Regions from separate parts of the Mus musculus genome. Here region 2 is linked to region 1. Evidence: chromatin loops called from intact Hi-C (ENCODE). Cell type or tissue: heart. All regions are shown on one strand. Each heading gives the region's core, and the rest is flanking DNA. Links, peaks and the distances in the headings are about the cores only.

Region 1 (8,299 bases), core at 300-8,299:
TTTTTTTACCTTGTCTGAGAAAGGCTCCCTACCCAGGGCGTCCTGTTGCCTCTCCCAGAACCCCAAGCCATCTCTTAAATAAGGGGCTGCCTTCTCTGTCCCATTCCAGCCACCCATTGAACCTTTAGTACATCCATAAACCATGCAGTGGCTCTAGGGAAAGAAGCCAACCTTTAGGGTTGCAGTGGGTGCGCATTAGGACTGACAAGTCCTCCGGCCTCTTCATTCCAGAGATGAGTGACAGGAAGGATCCGTTTCTGCTCCACACCTCCAAGGAAAGCCTGCCTCATCACCTCCTGCTGTTCACTGTTAACGATGTGGCCCACGCATGCACCTGTGTTCCCTTCCACAGGCCTACATGTATGCAGACCATTTTATGAAAACTCTGATGACAAGCACCAGGCTTGTTTATCTTGGCGGGTGACTCGTGGCTACCATTTCTGTTTTGTTTCTGAGACACTCACTCTGTGGCCCAAGCTGTTCTCAAATTCCCAGTCCCCCAAGTGCTGAAGTTACAAATGTATGCCACTATGTCCAACTTAATGGTCGTTGCCCGTTGGCCCACTCCGCAGACAAAAGAATCTCACATCTTGGCTAGGATCCAAGGTTTATCATTTTTTTGACAGTGGAGTGCACACGGGAAAAACTTCAAACATCTCGGCTTCCTCCAACAGCATACTGATTTGGGGGGCTGTTAATTTATCAAAATTTCTTACACCTTTCCCCTTTCAGCTTTTATGCTTTCTAGGGTAAAAATGAGTCACACAATTAATCATACCCCTTTACTTTTACACTTAGCACTAACTATGGGGCAGCCTACTGTGGCAAAGAGCATCCTTTTATCATTCTTTATGTAGTATAAATCTAATGAGGTAGACCAGAAAATTTCTCTCTCCCATCCTCATTCTAGCGACCTGTGAAGATGCTTAGGAGTCCCCATTAAGACTTATTCCTTTGCTTAGTTACAGGGCTTGACAAGGTCCTTGCTGCTGGCAATCCCAACCAGGCAATTCCTTACTGTCTGAGCCTGTCTTACACTGCGGGACACAGCAACATCCCTGGCCTCTGCGCTAGGTGACAGTGGGAATTCCAAGCAGTTGCAACCTAAAGTGTCTTTAAGATATTTCCAAGTGTCTTCTGGGGAGCAAGGTTACCAAGATGGAGAGTAACTGGACAAATCTTTGCTCCCACTGAAACTCCAAACACTCATCTGATCTGTCCATTTCTCTCTGTCTACCAGCCCAGCTGGGCTGGCTAACGGAATCAGTTGGCTAAGGGAAATATAAGGAAGAAGACAGGAGTGGTTTAGAGTGATCCACTCACACCAATTCTCTTTGGGAATTACTCATAGGCTGTGGGGAAAAGGGTGTTTCCGCAACCCCTTCGGAGGGAGGCCTGGGAGAAGAGCCCTTCACACCTTCTGGGAGTCTGAGGGCACTCAGTTCTGGTCTGGTATTGCCCAGTGGACATTGATGAAAGTTTCTGGAAGCTGGTAAAAAGTCCAAGTAACAAAGACAATGCTGTGCTCACTAAGAATTTGAAGATTTCTCATCCGGAGTCTCCATCCCCCAGAAGAAGGTTGGAGAGGTATTATAGTAACCATTTTGTATTGTCTGCCCGAAGTCTCCGTAGGCTGCCAGGAGGTGGGTCGGGTCTCCCCACCTTTCTGAGTCCTGTCACAGAACGTGCCCACACTCCTATACTCACTGCATAAATAGACAAATAAACAGGTGAAAAAAGTCAATGAGACCCCACTAATCTACATGTGAAAACTCACAAACTTTAAAATCCACACTAAAGGTAGCCAACACCTTTAATAGCAGAGCTTGGGAGGCAGAGGAAGGCAGATCTCTGAGTTCAAGCCCAGCCCAGACTACAGAGGGAGTTCCAGGTTAGCCAGAGCTACACAGAGAAACCTTGTCTTGGGGGGAGAATGATGTGAAAAAAAAAGACAGGTCACAAGTGAAAGCTAAGTAAGACAACATGGAGGCTCCTAATTCTCTCTCTCTCTCTCTCTCTCTCTCTCTCTTTCTCTCTCTCTGAATAGTACATGTGAATTTTCCCTAATAAAACATTAAAAAAAAAAAAAAGAAATAGTGAAATGTATCTAGGGCCGCTCCCCACCCACCCGTTCCTTTATGCTGTTAAGAGATCCAAGTGAGTCAAGCCCCTGCCCCAACTCCCTGAGCCCAGAAGGAAGAGAAATCAGAGGTCTGCTATTCAGTATCTCTACCACTGCCAGGGAACCTGGGACAATTGAGACAGACAGGTACCAGCAGAGTGGAGCTGCTGGGCCAGCACCCAGGGAGGGGACAGCACAGAGTGACTATCAAGAGCCCAGGCAGCAGTTAAGAGCATCAACTGCTCTTCTGAAGGTCCTGAGTTCAATTCCCAGCAACCACGTGGTGGCTCATAACCACCACTAAGGAGATCTGACTCCCTCTTCTGGAGTGTCTGATGATAGCTACAGTGTACTTACATATAATAATAAATAAATCTTTTTTTTAAAAAAAGTATACACTTAAAAAAAAAAAGCCCAGGCAAGTTCCCCCCCACCCCGCCCCGCTCTGTTCCCCCCTCTCCCCAGGTCTTCTCTAAAACTCAATCCCTTGCCAGCATTTCGAGGCTCCACCGAAAGCCTGTCTGGATATCTGATCCACCATGGAAAAGGTCAGTTCTCAGGTGAGCTATTGCAAGAGAAGGCTTTCCCTCATTCCAAATGAGAGTCCAACCCCACCCCCCACCCCCGAGTCACAAGGGAGGCAGGACAGATGTTGCCATGGGCTGGGATCTGAAAATCAGATCTGGACTGCAGTTAAGTTCTTCCAGAGTGGCTAAGCGGTGTGGACAGCCTTCATTTACACAACGAATATGTACCTGGCCAGTGGCATAAGCCAGATCATGCTAGACTCCGTGAGCCTAGACTAAATAGCCAAACCAGGCCACGGGCCAGCCAATAGCCTAGTAAGGAGCACAGGGCAGACATTAGGGTTCCTTGGGGGCTCCATGGCTGTTTTCTTAATAGAAATTTAGAGGGGTGTGTGTGTGAAGGGGGCTGGGGGGGGGGGTTGGGAATCAGTAGACGTGGGAAAAAGGGGTGTCACATACTTCCAGCAGCTCTGGGCTATTAATGGCAGGAAGAAAAGGCCCACCAGGCTTAACGATCTTGGAACCCTGTGCACCGCTGCCTGGCACCCTGGGCAGGTCTTCTCTAGAAAGTAAGGTACCTACACTGGCTGGGCTCTCAGGTCCCTCGGTTTAAGAGAGTTATAGGCTTATGTGCACACACGCTGGAACTAGGCTACCCAGCCCCAGCCCAGAAGCCCCCACTCACCAGGACCTGGGTTTACACACGCCCACCCTTCCGTGAGAGAGGTCCCAGAGGAGAGGACAGATTCAGGGCCAGCTGAACTCTCTCCAGTGTCTTGTGGTGTGCGCCCTGGTGTGTGGCGTGGGTGGGCTTGTTACTGTGGAAGCTTCTTTTTAAAAAGTCACAGAGTGGAGCAGGCCCTCAGTCTCTGCCAAGTGGGATGCCTGGCCAGACGCTGGCTGCATCTGCTAACCACCTCTGGGTATCCTGGCTGGGTGCACTGTCAATCCCTGGCGCCTCCTCTTTGCAAATCTGACACCCAGCTGTCCACAGCTCTCTGCCTCAACGTCCACGGCAGGTCAACCAAGTCAGCTCTGCCTCGGGCTCTCGGAGGTGGGCCTGACTGATGGCTAGCCACTGTCTCTGCTGCCCCCCTTTCGGCCAGCAAGCGATCCTAATCCGCAATCCCCTCTGAGAGCCAGGCTTCCGAAGAAAGGTGGAGGCCGGGTTCCGGGCCTGCAGCTCTCACGTGCTTTCCCGGCCACCCCCTCCCGCCCTGCGTCGAGGCGGCCAAGCCTGTTCCTCTTCCCCCCCCCCGTCGCGATTGCGACAGGCCGGCCTCTGCTCCCAGGGCTCCCTGCCCCCGCCCCCGGCCGGCTCGCTCCACTCCCACTTCCTGAGCCCGGCGCTGGAGCCCTGGAGGCCAGGCCCGGCCGCTCCCGGCCCCCGGGGGCACGTCGGCCCAGCCGCCAGGCTTGGGAAGTCGTGGCCAACGCTGCTCAGGACGTCCGGGCTTCCCACCTTCCTCCTAGGACTCCACCCGGTCTGGTCAGCCGAGCCGAAAGGCCGCCATGCGCCTGCCCCGGGCCTCCTCTCCCTGCGGCCTGGCCTGGGGGCCACTCCTGCTGGGACTCAGCGGGCTTCTGGTGGCCTCTCAGCCCCAGCTGGTGAGGGAGGGGCTAGGTGGGATGGACCAGGTTTCTCTCTAGCCCTTCTGCCCTCCAGAGCTGACCCTGCCTCATTCTTCTCTTTCTCCGCCTCCTCTGGAAGGTGCCCCCTTATCGCATAGAAAACCAGACTTGCTGGGACCAGGACAAGGAATACTACGAGCCCATGCACGACGTCTGCTGCTCCCGCTGTCCCCCAGGTGAGAACAGTGGCTCCAAGTGGCTTGGGTGGTAGAGGTGAGCCAGAATGAGCCAGCACTGCTAAAACTAGCCAGGAAGGAGAGTCTACGAAGCATTAGCATTGTCCCACGGACACTGAGATTTGAAGAGGTAGCGGCATGTAGCCATGAAGACAGGATGGGGACAAAGAGACCAAGGAGAGGCTCCGAGGCATGCAGCAAGCAGAGGCAGCGGACGCAGAGATGGACTTCTTGTCTCCTGATAACCCTCTTTCCCCATTCGCCTCATAGGCGAGTTTGTCTTTGCGGTATGCAGCCGCAGCCAAGACACGGTTTGCAAGACTTGCCCCCATAATTCCTATAATGAACACTGGAACCATCTCTCCACCTGCCAGCTGTGCCGCCCCTGTGACATTGGTAAGTGGGGACTCATCTGGATCTGCATGATGGGTACGACTGGGAGGGCCAGCTCCTCTCTGACTCTTCCCTCTCCCTGACAGTGCTGGGCTTTGAGGAGGTTGCCCCTTGCACCAGCGATCGGAAAGCCGAGTGCCGCTGTCAGCCGGGGATGTCCTGTGTGTATCTGGACAATGAGTGTGTGCACTGTGAGGAGGAGCGGCTTGTACTCTGCCAGCCTGGCACAGAAGCCGAGGTCACAGGTCAGAGGTCACTGAGGGCAGCCAGTAAAGGGAGGCTGGGCATCAAGGGCAAGGAACGTGATACTGTGCGCATGGTGCTTCTCCCCACTGGTACTGTGAGTGTGGTACCTCTGCCCACTGGGAGAACCATAAAGAATCTATCAGTCCTTGAAAAAGGCTCACAGGAGGGGGTCTGCCAAGACATGAACTGGTATGAGGAGCTTAGAAGGTAGCTCCCTCCTGTCAGCCCTGGGGAAGCTTGGGCAAAACGGCAGGCTGCAAAGCCAAGCTTGGGAAAGGTAGCAACTACAGAGCAGAATGGTTGGCAAAGAGGGGACGTAAAGGAAGGCCACCGAGTCCTCACACTTACCCACTCACCCCCACTGGCCTGCCTTTCTTTTGCCAGATGAAATTATGGATACTGACGTCAACTGTGTCCCCTGTAAGCCGGGACACTTCCAGAACACTTCCTCCCCTCGAGCCCGCTGTCAACCCCATACCAGGTGAGAGGGCCCTTCCCCCACTCACCTCCAGGAAACCCAAGGGTTGTCATCTCCTCCATCCTTGACTTCCGGCCATCCCGACCATGTGTTCCTGGAGCCAGTCACCAAGGGGAGCAGGGAGAAGCTCACAGTCTTGTTTCTCCACAGATGTGAGATCCAGGGCCTGGTGGAGGCAGCTCCAGGTACCTCCTACTCGGATACCATCTGTAAAAATCCCCCAGAGCCAGGTAAGACACCGGGCTGAGGAACACAAGGCAGGGTCGGTCTGGGAAGATGCCTCAGCCCCCCTCATCCACAGAAACAGGGAACAGTGCATCTTTCTTCCCAGGGTTAGACAAAGTCAGAAACATTTCTTCTGAAGAAATCAGAAGGAGGTAGCGTGTAGTTCCATGGTTAGAACGCTTGCTTGGGATACATAAGACCCTGAGTTTGGACCAAAAGAAAAAAAACGAAAACTTGGAAAGGCAGGTGTGGTGGTGCACCCTTGTAATCCCCAGCGCTTGAAAGGCTGCGGCAGAAGAATCAAGAGTTTGAGGCTAGCCTTGGCTACAGAGTGAGCCTGTCTCCATAGAGGGCCTGGAGATTAGAACATCCCTAGACTCTTTTCTTACACTTTCAAAATTATACATATTATGCCAGGAAACATTCCTGTGCTGTGACGTAATTCTAACCGGCTTCATCACTATGCTTGGATGCGATTCCGTCATAGCCTTCCTTCACTAATTGAATACCTCGTTGTTCACTTACACACATCTGTTGGAGACATGCTCCCCCACTGGGCTCTTTCTAGGTTTTCTTGTTTCTTGGTTTCTGTCTTCGAGGAAACCCACTAGTTTCCCAGCCTGGTGGTTGACTATAAGTTCTTCTGATGACTCTAATCGCTACTAATTGGCAGAATGTAGTAACATTTTTGAGTGACCAGACTTTTGTAATTATAGCTTCCACATCCTGAGAACAACTCTGAACCTCTCAGTGATTCCACTTAAGCTGCCTAATGATTCTATAAACTGGGATTATTCATTCTCACTGATGGGGGGAGAAAGCTGAGATGTTAAATGACTTGCTGGAGATCACGTGTGTGTGTGTGTGTGTGTGTGTGTGTGTGTGTGTGTGTATGTATGTGTGTGTGTATGTGTGTGTATGTATGTGTGTATATGTGTGTGTGTTTGTGTATGTGTGTGTGTGTGTGTGTGTGTCTGTATGTGTGTGTGTGTAAATCACGTTATTACTGTCTATATCTAGGTCTTCCTTACTTGGGGCTCATTTATAAGGTACACAAGCTATAAAATGTCCTAAGCCTTCACACCAGTTGTGGAAGCACACGCCTGTCACCCCTACATTTGGGAGGTGTAGCCAGGACCCAGGCTGGGCTGCATAAGACCCTGTCTCTGAGAGAAGGAGGAGAGAAAGAGGGAATGAATGAAAATTCAGCTAAAATTCCCCCACTGAACATAGAACATTTCCACTCTTACTACCTTGGTCTATCCCTTCCAACACATTCCCCGTGCATTTCTATTCATATAATCTTCTAGACTAAAAGTGGGGTGATAGAAGTGTTTTATACTTGACTTTTTTGATAAGGAGAAATTGGCAGTAGATGCTGAACCACTGAGATGATATACAAGCTTCCCTTACACACACACACACACACACACACACACACACACACACACACACATTCCCTTATATACTAGTATATTCCCTTATAGACTATAACATATAACTAGTATATATTATATAATATATTCCCTTATAGACTAGTTAACAATGTGTCATAAATATTTTCCCATCCTCTCTCAGAAACTTTCAGCTATGCATCCAAAATCAACTATGCATCAAATATCACTGGAGTATCAGAGCTAGGATTTAAAAGTCTGTTAGCCTGCTTGTTTTATGTATGACGAACTGATGCTTGGATAGGTGAACTGACTTAAAGACAGGGACCTAGCCGGGCATGGTGGCGCACGCCTTTAATCCCAGCACTCGGGAGGCAGAGGCAGGCAGATTTCTGAGTTTGAGGCCAGCCTGGTCTACAAAGTGAGTTCCAGGACAGCCAGGCCTATACAGAGAAACCCTGTCTCAAAAAACCAAAACAAACAAACAAAAAAAGACAGGGACCTAGGAGTCCAGACACCTGGTCCAGTTTCTCTCCATGCCCTGCATTCTGTATTTCCTTAGGCCACAAGTGTGGTCGAATCACCAGGGGCAAGCTTAGGGACCCAAACTCCCATCTCTCTGCCTCTGTCTTTGCCCTGTTATGAGCAAGGGGGTGAGCAGTTTGCAACTCCTACTCTCCCTGAGTGCCGTAGGCCAGGCTCGGAACTGAATCAAGTTCTCACAGGCACAGAGAGGCAATCTCAGGCCCAGTGGCCCCTCTGTAAGATAGCCAGGTCACGGACATGGGGCTCTCCCCTTAGGCCCAAGTACCACCTCCCCTCCCCTGCCACCCCACACCCCACCCCCGCCTTTCACCAATTTCCAGCATTGAAAGCCAGCTTCCCACTCACTGCTCACCCACTGACTTCCAGAGATCTAGACACCAACACTCAGGACAGAGTCTCTCGTGTGGTCAAAAGATCTTTCCCAAGACCAGCTCAGCCCTTTGTCCCCAGTCCAAGGGACAGGGCTCCAAAAGAGGGACTTCTGAGAGGAGCTCCTCCCCCTTGTCCTTTGGTGCCATCTGTCTGTCTGCTGTCCTGGCAGGAGCAATGCTACTGCTGGC
Region 2 (8,323 bases), core at 113-8,112, 53 kb before region 1:
AGAGCCAGAACCCTGGAGAAGCCCCTCCCCTGACTCTGGCTGACCCTGCCTCTTTCTCCTGCACCCCTACCTGTAGATGGATGTGTACCTATTTCTCTTCTCCGATGTGCTCCTGGTAACCAAACCTCAACGCAAGGCGGACAGAGCCAAGGTCATCCGTCCTCCCCTCATGCTGGAGAAACTCGTGTGCCGACCACTGCGAGACCCCAGTATGTCTCTTCTCCAGAGGAGGAAGGGTTGGGATTGGGGTCAGATAAGGCCCAGCCCTTAAAGCAGAGCTTCTTCTCTGTGCAGACAGCTTCCTGTTGATCCACCTCACAGAATTCCAGTGTGTCTCCAGTGCCCTCACTGTGCACTGTCCCAGTTCTACAGAGCGTGCACGGTGGCTGGAGAAGACCCAGCATGCTCAGGTAGGTGGTGGGTCAGGCTTGGAGGCGGGCGAGCATGCATCCCTGGAGCTCAGGACTGGCATCACAGAAGGGTGAAGGAGGGCCGAGAGGCTGGTGCAGGGGCAGATCTGACCAGCAGCAGGTCGGATGCCTTCCAGAGTCTGAGAAAGCCTGTGGCAGCTATTGAGACAATCCAACACGCCGTACACCCGAATGCTTTCCCCATACCGAAACAGTGAATTTCTAAACTTTATCTTCTGTTCAGAGACACCTACGGAGCACTTTCTGGGGACAAGCAGAGCTAGTGCTACGTGCCAGGGAGTCAGAAAAGAATGAAAATACCATTCCTGCCCTCCAGGAATCTGTGCTTCAGCTCATTAGAGTAATCAGGGTACAAATAACAGAAGCAAGCATGCCAAAGACAGCAGCAGGGAACGGCCATGCTGTCTGTCCCAGCAGGCTGCTGGAAAAGCAGTGGTGCTAAGGGAGCTTAGGGGGGAGAAACCGGTGCATCAGAGCAGACAACAAAGCAGGAAGAAGGGAATTACAGTGCAAAGACCCAGAAATAGGAAACAGTCCTGGGTGCTGAGAGAGGCACCCCATCTCTCACTTTATAGGAAGGGACCAGGACTGGATCAAGGTCATACAAACCTTTAGAGCTCAGTAGGAACCATGTTCTCTTTCCCTCCCACTGCCACTGTGTGTGTGTGTGTGTGTGGTGTATGCATATGATTGTGTGTATGTATTATGTGTGGTGTATGCATATGACTATGTGTGTTGTGTGTGTATATGACGTATGCATATAACTGCATTGTTATATATGTGTATGTATTATGTCGTGGTGTATGCATATGACTGTGTGGGTGTATTATGTGTATGGTTTATGTATATGACTGTGTGTATACTATGTGTGTATATATTATGCATATGGCCGTGTGTGTATTATGTGTGGTGTATGCACACGATTGTGTGTGTGTGTATTATGTGTGTGGGTGTACGGACATGACTGTGTGGGTGTGTGCACTCAAGTGTGCGTGTGTGTAGAACTGAGCAGGTTGTTTGCTTGGCATTGTTAGGGTGAGAAGTAGAAGGGTGGATGCAGCAGAAGCTGAGTTCAGGAGGTGGTACCACAGGATCATGCCCGGCTCTAAGGGCCACGCAGGAACTTGAACTTTGACCTGTAGACAACGTGGAGCCAGTGGAGGCAGACTTAAGTGATACAAGTAGGAGCTTAAAAGAGAGAGAGACATCAGTAAAGCTACATCTGTTACTATCAGTTCAGAGGCTATAGAAAAACAGAGGCTGGGCTAGGGTGTAGCTCAGTGAGCGCGCGTGCTTAGCTTGCACGAGACCCTGGAGCTGACTGAGCCATGGTTCCACACAAACAAAGCAAAGCATCCAGAAACAGGGTCCCTCACAAATTTGGAGGCCACAAGTTCAAAATGCAGGATTGACAGAACTGAGCTTCCTGCCCAGGTTCTAGGGGGGCATCTGTGTTTCAGCTACCAATGGCTTCTGTGGCCCTTAACTTGGAGCAGCAACTCCTGGCCCCTCCCCCGCATCTCTGGCTTTCCCCTCTGTATGCTGGTGTCCAGATTCTCCTCCCTTTCTTATGAAGATGCCAGACGCCTGCTTTAGAATCCACATGGAATGTCTGAGGTCTTCACCTTAGGTCCTTTCACATCTTCAAAGACCCGGTTCCCAACTAAAGTCACATTTATGGTTTCTGGGGATTGGGTTTCGGACCCGGCTTTCTCCAGGCAAACCCACGGTGGGAGCAGAGTGGCAAAGAGCTGGAGATTTGCCTTAGACTCTTTGTCTTGCTTGTTGGCAGAGCCGAGGATCAAACCCAGCATCTTTGCTACCCTGGGAAAGTGCGTATCCCTGCACTCCACCCCAGCCCCAGGAAGGAATGTGCACACTTATTTACTTGTTTATTTATTTGTGGGTGGGCGCGTGTATGTGCATGGGCATCACCACACCTGTAAACTTTGCTTTTCCACACCAACCTCTCAAGTGTCTCCTCTTCCTTTGGCTCCCAGTCTTAGAACAAGCCTTCTGCCACATTCTCACTTGGAACTTCTGAGAACCAGTCAAACCTGCTTGTGTTCATATGCAAAATAACAGCCCCTGATAGGCTCTGCAGCGTGACAAATGGGGAGTCATTTCTCCTCTGTGATCAAATTTGCAGTGAGGTTCCCAGCCACTCAAAGCCTGAAACACTGCAACACACACACACACACACACACACACACACACACACACACACACACGCATGCACATGCTCACACAGGGTGAGAGTTTCTCTTAGTTTTTCTTCTGCCCAGAGCTCAGACTTTTTCTTCTTCCCCTTGCAGAAATGTTAGTGAGGCAGCTTCCTTGAGGTGGCTTATGCTTTAACAAAAAATGAGCTTGCGGGTGGGGGTGGGGAGACTTAGTGGCTGGGAGGAGGAAAAGGAACTGAGAACCCTCAGAGGAAGAGGCCAAAAGATGAAATTGGGGCCAATTAAACAAAAGCAAGACTTGAGAGCAGCCCAGAGCCTACGCTGTGCTCTTGGCAAGTTACTAGCCCTTCTAAGCCTGGCCCTCATCTGGGGAAGTACAGTGATAGCCCACAAGCCAGTGAGTGGCTTGGCCTGAGGCTCTGTGCGTCCTGGGAGCGCTACAAGTGTGGGTCATTGTGACACAAGGGGGTGAGCTAGTTGAACACTCCTATAATCCCAGCACACAGAAAGCTGAGGCAGAAGGATTGTGAGTTCAGGGCTAGCCTGGGCTATACAGCAAGTTCTGGATCTGAGCTGCATAGAAAGACCCAGTCTCAGAGAAACAAAGAAGAGAAAGGAGGAGGAAGAAAGGAGAAGAGAGAAGAGGAAAGAGAAGAGGAGAAGGAAGAGGAGGAGGAGGGGGAGGAGGGGGAGGAGGGGGAGGAAGAGGAAGAGGAGCCCTCCCTCCCTCCCACTCTAGCTTTCTTTCCATTACTCCTCACCTTGGCTCTCCTCACCTTGGCTCTCCTCCTGCTGTAGCAGAGAAGATCCCCCTGCTGTAGCTTTTGAGGCAGCTGGAAGCCCTGGGCTCAGCTGCTCAACATCTCCCCCCACCCCAGGGTGGGTTTCCCAAGCTCCTGCCTTTCTTGGGGAGGGACAAGGGCAAGCTTAGTGAAGCCAATACCAGCAGAGATTCTTTAAAGAAGTCCTCTGCTCATCCTTTCCCTCCACACTAACCCATCCTCAGCAGCCATCACAAAGTCAAACTTGGGGCATGGGGGGGGGGAGAGGGCAAAGGGCGTGGCTTCTCCTCACAGCAGGCTGTGCAGCCCACCACCCTTCTGCTCCTACCTTTCTCAACTTCACACTGAGCAGAAAGATGAAGCCCAGAGAAGAGAAAAGGGAGGAGACACAGGAACTGGCCCCCTAGTGCTAGTTTCCTGCTCTCAACCTCGGCTCTGGTTCAGTGACTGGGAAGCCAGGGAAAGGAGAGTTGGAACAACTGTCCACTTGATACCATTTTCCTATGCCTGCCCAACCCTCCTCCAACATGTCTGGTTCTGACCCAGCCGCCCTTGTGCTCCTACCAAAGCTTTGGAGAAGCCCAGGAAGCCCCAGGGCTGCTGGTTCACACTCTCCCAGCTTCTGAGAAAGGACAAACATGGAGCCATCAGCTAACCTGGCATCAGTCACAAGAGAGCGTTGTATGGGGTGAGGGAACACTTGAGGTCTCTGCTCTATGCCAGATGCAGCACCTTAGCTGCCACTGTGGTGGGGACGCCTAGGAAGGAGGTGAAAGACTCCAACCACAGCCACTCTTTCTTTTCCTTTTCTCTTCTCTTCTCTTCTCTTCTCTTCTCTTCTCTTCTCTTCTCTTCTCTTCTCTTCTCTTCTCTTCTCTTCTCTTCTCTTCTTCCCTTCCCTTCCCTTTCCCTTCCTTCCTTCCTTTCTTCCTTCCTTTCCTTCCTTCTTTCTTTCTTTTCTTCCTTTCCTTTTTTCTTTCTTTCTAACAGATTGGTTGATTATGTACACAGTGTTCTGCTCACATGTATGACTGTCCACCAGAAGAGGGCACCAAGATCTCATTATAGATGGTCACGGGCCACCATGTGGCTGCTGGGAATTGAATTTGGGACCTTTTGAAGGGCAGCCAGAGCTCTTAACCTCTGAGCCATCTCTCCAGCCCCTCCTTTTTCTTTTTGAGGTAGGATCTCACTGTATACATTCTGATGGGCCTGGAACTCTCTATGTAGACTGGGCTGGTCTCAAACTCAGAGATCCTCTTGACTCAAGTGGCTATGCCGTGATCCAAATGCTGGGATCAGCCTAGCCTTCAGCCATTTCTTTACCCTCTGGGAAGCTCTTTAGTGTTTCTTAGCCATACCTATGAATATTGCTGTCCATTCTGCCCATAGCAGCCACTTCTGTGTTCCTTCATGCCAAGCCTCCTCTTGCTACCCACCTGCGTCTTCTCAGGCTCTGCTGTCTCCCCCAACATTAACCTCCTGTGATAACTCAAAGCCCTTCAAGGCTGCCAGAAAGCTTGCAGTCACTGAGCTAAGACTTAAAGAGTATACACTCACCCGGCTCTCCTCTCCTTGGCAAGCAGCTGCATCTAAGCCTAGTCTTTGCATCTGTAAGATGAGCTCAGGTCCGTGCTTGCCATGCTGGAGGGTGACAAAGCGCCCGTATGTATGGAGGTCCTTGCATGATATCTGTCAGCTGCCACTTCCTTATTCTGTTTGAAAACTCAGAAGGGACACAGACGTGTGTTCTCTTCTCTTCCATCTTGGGACAGCTTTCTTTTCTTTTCTTTTCTTTCTTTCTTTTTCTTTTCCTTTTTTTTTTTTTTTCTGAGACAGGGTTTCTCTGTATTGCCCTGGCTGTCCTGGAACTCACTCTGTAGACCAGGCTGGCCTCGAACTCAGAAATCTGCCTGCCTCTGCCTCCCGAGTGCTGGGATTAAAGGTGTGCGCCACCACTGCCCGGCTTATTTATTTATTTATTTATTTATTTATTTATTTATTTATTATATGTAAGTACACTGTCGCTGTCTTCAGACACACCAGAAGAGGGCATCAGATCCCATTACAGATGGTTGTGAGCCACCATGTGGTTGCTGGGATCTGAACTCAGGACCTCTGGAAGAGCAGAGGTTTTTCGTAACCACTGAGCCAACTCTCCAGCCCCAGCTTTCCTTTCTCACCTGGCTAAGGGACAGGAGAGTCCTCAGCCTAGGGCAAGCGTGCTCCTGCTCCTCCCTCCTTCAATGAAGGTCAAGGTGATGAGAGAGCAATGAGCCCAAAAGAGGAACCCAAGGACCTGTATGGTCCAGAGCCCTGGCAGCACCATCTTCTGGGCCAGGGAGAGATTCTAAGAGAGGAGCATCAGAGGGCTGGCTTCCCAGGTGGTGTGGGATACAGGGCCAAGAGAGCAGAGGAAAGGGGACGTTCTGTCCGCCCCAATTCCCTCCACCAGCAGCTCTGCAGCTTGCTGCCACCACTGTATCTCGGCATCATTGTGCTCCCTCCCTGTAAGAATGACTCCTGTGGTGGTCCCCAGCCTTCATTGCCCTTTCTCAGTAGGAAAGGAAGTGTAAACCCCTGTGCCTCGGAAGGGAGTTAGGAGAGCCAAAGGTTCTTGATCTGTAAATGAGAGCTCATAATGAAAGTCCCTCCTCAGACCACTCTGCAGAAGCTGAAGGGTGAGCAGTACATTCAACAGAAGAGGGAGCTGCTGGCCCTCTATCGCAACCAGGGCACGGAGTCCCCCAGCACCAGGCCCTCCACACCTTCGCCTTCCCCGGAGGACTCCCAGAGCAGTGCCGAGGGGAGGTAAGACTCCATCACCATGCAAGGAGGGGGGCGCAGTTGGGGAGGAGGGAGGTGGGGAAGAGGGGGGTAAGGAGGAGGGAGGAGACATTTATAAAGCTGAGCAGGGTGAGTAGGAGCCTCGGGGACTTGGTATGAGAACAAGAGCATGAGCTGCAGCTGGGAGTGGAAGAGGTTGGTAGTTACCATGTGAAGGGACCCGTGGCATAGGGTGGGCACCGAGCAAAGGAAACAGAGACACAGCATGTGAACTCCCTGTGATGAGCAGGCTCCAGAGTGAAGGTAGATAGCAGAGTTTCCAGAATAGCAGAGTTCCCAGGGCACAGCAAGCTCCAAACCCCGCAGGGTAAAGAGGTTCGTCCGGGATGCAACAGCTGCTTAGCAACAAGCTTTTAGAGAAGAAGGACCCACCAATGGGCCCACTCAGCAAATCCGAGACAAGCTGCGTGAGATGAGGTCTGAACCAGGTGCTGTGCACAGAGTGGCTCAGAAGCAAACCTGAGCTCTTGTTTGTTTTCGAGGCGAGTAACTCAGACTGACCTTGAACACATCACAAGGCATTCCTCCTGAGCACCCCACCCCCAGCTGACCTCCAGGTCTTTTTCTGTTTCAAATAGGACTTTGCACACTGACTGGGCTAATCTCTGTGTCATTCCAGTTTCAGTATAGGTGCTGTATAAAAGGAGTACCCACGGTCTTTTATAGAGCATAATCCTAAGCAGTGAAGTGGGGAAAGCCAATCACTGTCCTGCACTGAGACAGGGCAGTAAGTTTGGAGGAGACATTTCTGAATGGATTAATAGGAGAGGCTTCTCAGCCTTGAATCCCATTCTCAGCATGAGTCTGACTTTCTACTCCTCACTGTAGGACTTTAGAGTTCGCCATCATCCCCCGCCTGGTGGTGACTGAGGATACAGATGAAGACACGCCCTCCATGCCGGATGACGCCTCAGACTCTGGCTACGGTACCTTGATTCCAAGCTCCCCGAAGGATTCTCATTCCCCCCTGAACAGGCTTCGGTCCAAGGCTCTTCGTAGAGACCCTCGCCTCACCTTCTCCACCCTGGAACTCAGAGACGTCCCCTTGCGCCCCCAGCCTCCCGACCCCCAAGCTCCCCAGCGGCGAAGCGCCCCAGAGTTGCCAGAAGGGATCCTAAGAGGAGGCAGTCTACCCAGGAGAGCCCCACCAATCTGGTCGGAGGAGGAAGACGAGACTTTGGCATCAGGGAATGTGGTGGTAGAAACCCTACACAGGGCGCAACGTCGGAGTCCGCTCCCCCACTCTCCCACTCATACTGACTCTGCTGGGGAAAGCCCCTGGGAGTCCTCAGATGAAGATGAGGGGCTTCTATCCCCTGAACTCCGCCCCCGCTCCCTACGGGAGGACATGCTCAGGGAGATCAGGGAGGAGCTGGCCAACCAAAGGATCGATGGAGCCTCGGAACCGGAACCAGGGAATGGCAAGCCCCGGAGGCTGACTCTAGCCCAGCTGCAGAGAATGAGGGTCCCCCACATCATACAGCTGGACACGCCCCTGTCTACATCGTAAGTGCAGAAACTACTATGGGACAGAAGGACAGTATGGAGTGGGGGGCCGTTCTAAGAGGCAGGCTGTGCAGAGCAGGGAACAACCAACGCAGGGGAGGGTACTCTGCTTTACCCATCAGCCCACTCGTTGCTTGACCTTGACCTAATGCATTTGTCTTCCTTCCTTCACAGAGAAGTATAAGGAATGCTGAGGCCCTTTGATACACCTCCTAGAGAAATTGTCTCCCTAAGAGTGCTGGCCACCACCTCCCCCGGACTCTACCTCAAGGATCCACCTCAAACCAAGCCTGACCCAGGCATCACCTCTGAGGACCCTGGAGGTCAAGAACTGAACATTTTGTCTCACAGACGAACCCCTGAGCCCTATATAAAAGTGCCCAGAAACATGGTTGTTTGGTGAACACTGGATGAGGATGGGAAACGGAAAGCATGGGTACCCACAGGGTGGAATCTACTGTTAGCTGGCAGGATGGCTGGACTTGCCGGGCTATTTTTTCATATCCTGGCTCTGCCCACTCTCTCCTATCCACAGACCACTCTTTCCAGGGTCAGCGATCATTTTTAGACGTTT

Evidence for each region. A loop is a pair of places that touch in the nucleus more often than their neighbours do. Peaks named below come from ENCODE experiments on the same cell type or tissue, not always from the same donor. Only the 100,000 strongest peaks of a DNase experiment are listed, where the experiment ranks them.
Region 2: it touches region 1 in a loop (3-fold over the local background); 10 of 42 quality-filtered maps call a loop at or near these places.

What each region holds. Positions count from the first base shown.
Region 1 is chr6:125,309,548-125,317,846 of GRCm38, reverse strand. Ltbr (lymphotoxin B receptor) reads left to right here and starts at 3,962. Exons shown (of 10, transcript NM_010736.4): 1 at 3,962-4,257; 2 at 4,361-4,457; 3 at 4,728-4,853; 4 at 4,937-5,095; 5 at 5,481-5,577; 6 at 5,725-5,804; 7 at 8,281-8,299. The coding sequence starts at 4,162. It also overlaps a transcript of Scnn1a not described here. In heart, for the core only: a CTCF peak has its summit at 3,752; DNase peaks (open chromatin) are centred at 2,936, 4,006, 5,006 and 5,476; H3K4me3 peaks cover 2,159 bases; H3K27ac peaks cover 2,813 bases.
Region 2 is chr6:125,362,468-125,370,790 of GRCm38, reverse strand. It overlaps Plekhg6 (pleckstrin homology domain containing, family G (with RhoGef domain) member 6), which reads left to right. Exons shown (of 17, transcript NM_198604.2): 13 at 77-209; 14 at 295-410; 15 at 6,056-6,207; 16 at 7,072-7,749; 17 at 7,924-8,140. The coding sequence ends at 7,933. It overlaps Tnfrsf1a (tumor necrosis factor receptor superfamily, member 1a), which reads right to left. Exons shown (of 10, transcript NM_011609.4): 10 at 8,308-8,323. Among named protein-coding and RNA genes, the nearest start is that of Gm52918, 5.9 kb to the left of the region's middle. In heart, for the core only: CTCF peaks have their summits at 4,445 (motif pointing right), 6,097 (motif pointing right) and 7,102; DNase peaks (open chromatin) are centred at 2,960, 6,100 and 7,520; H3K4me3 peaks cover 788 bases; H3K27me3 peaks cover 3,713 bases.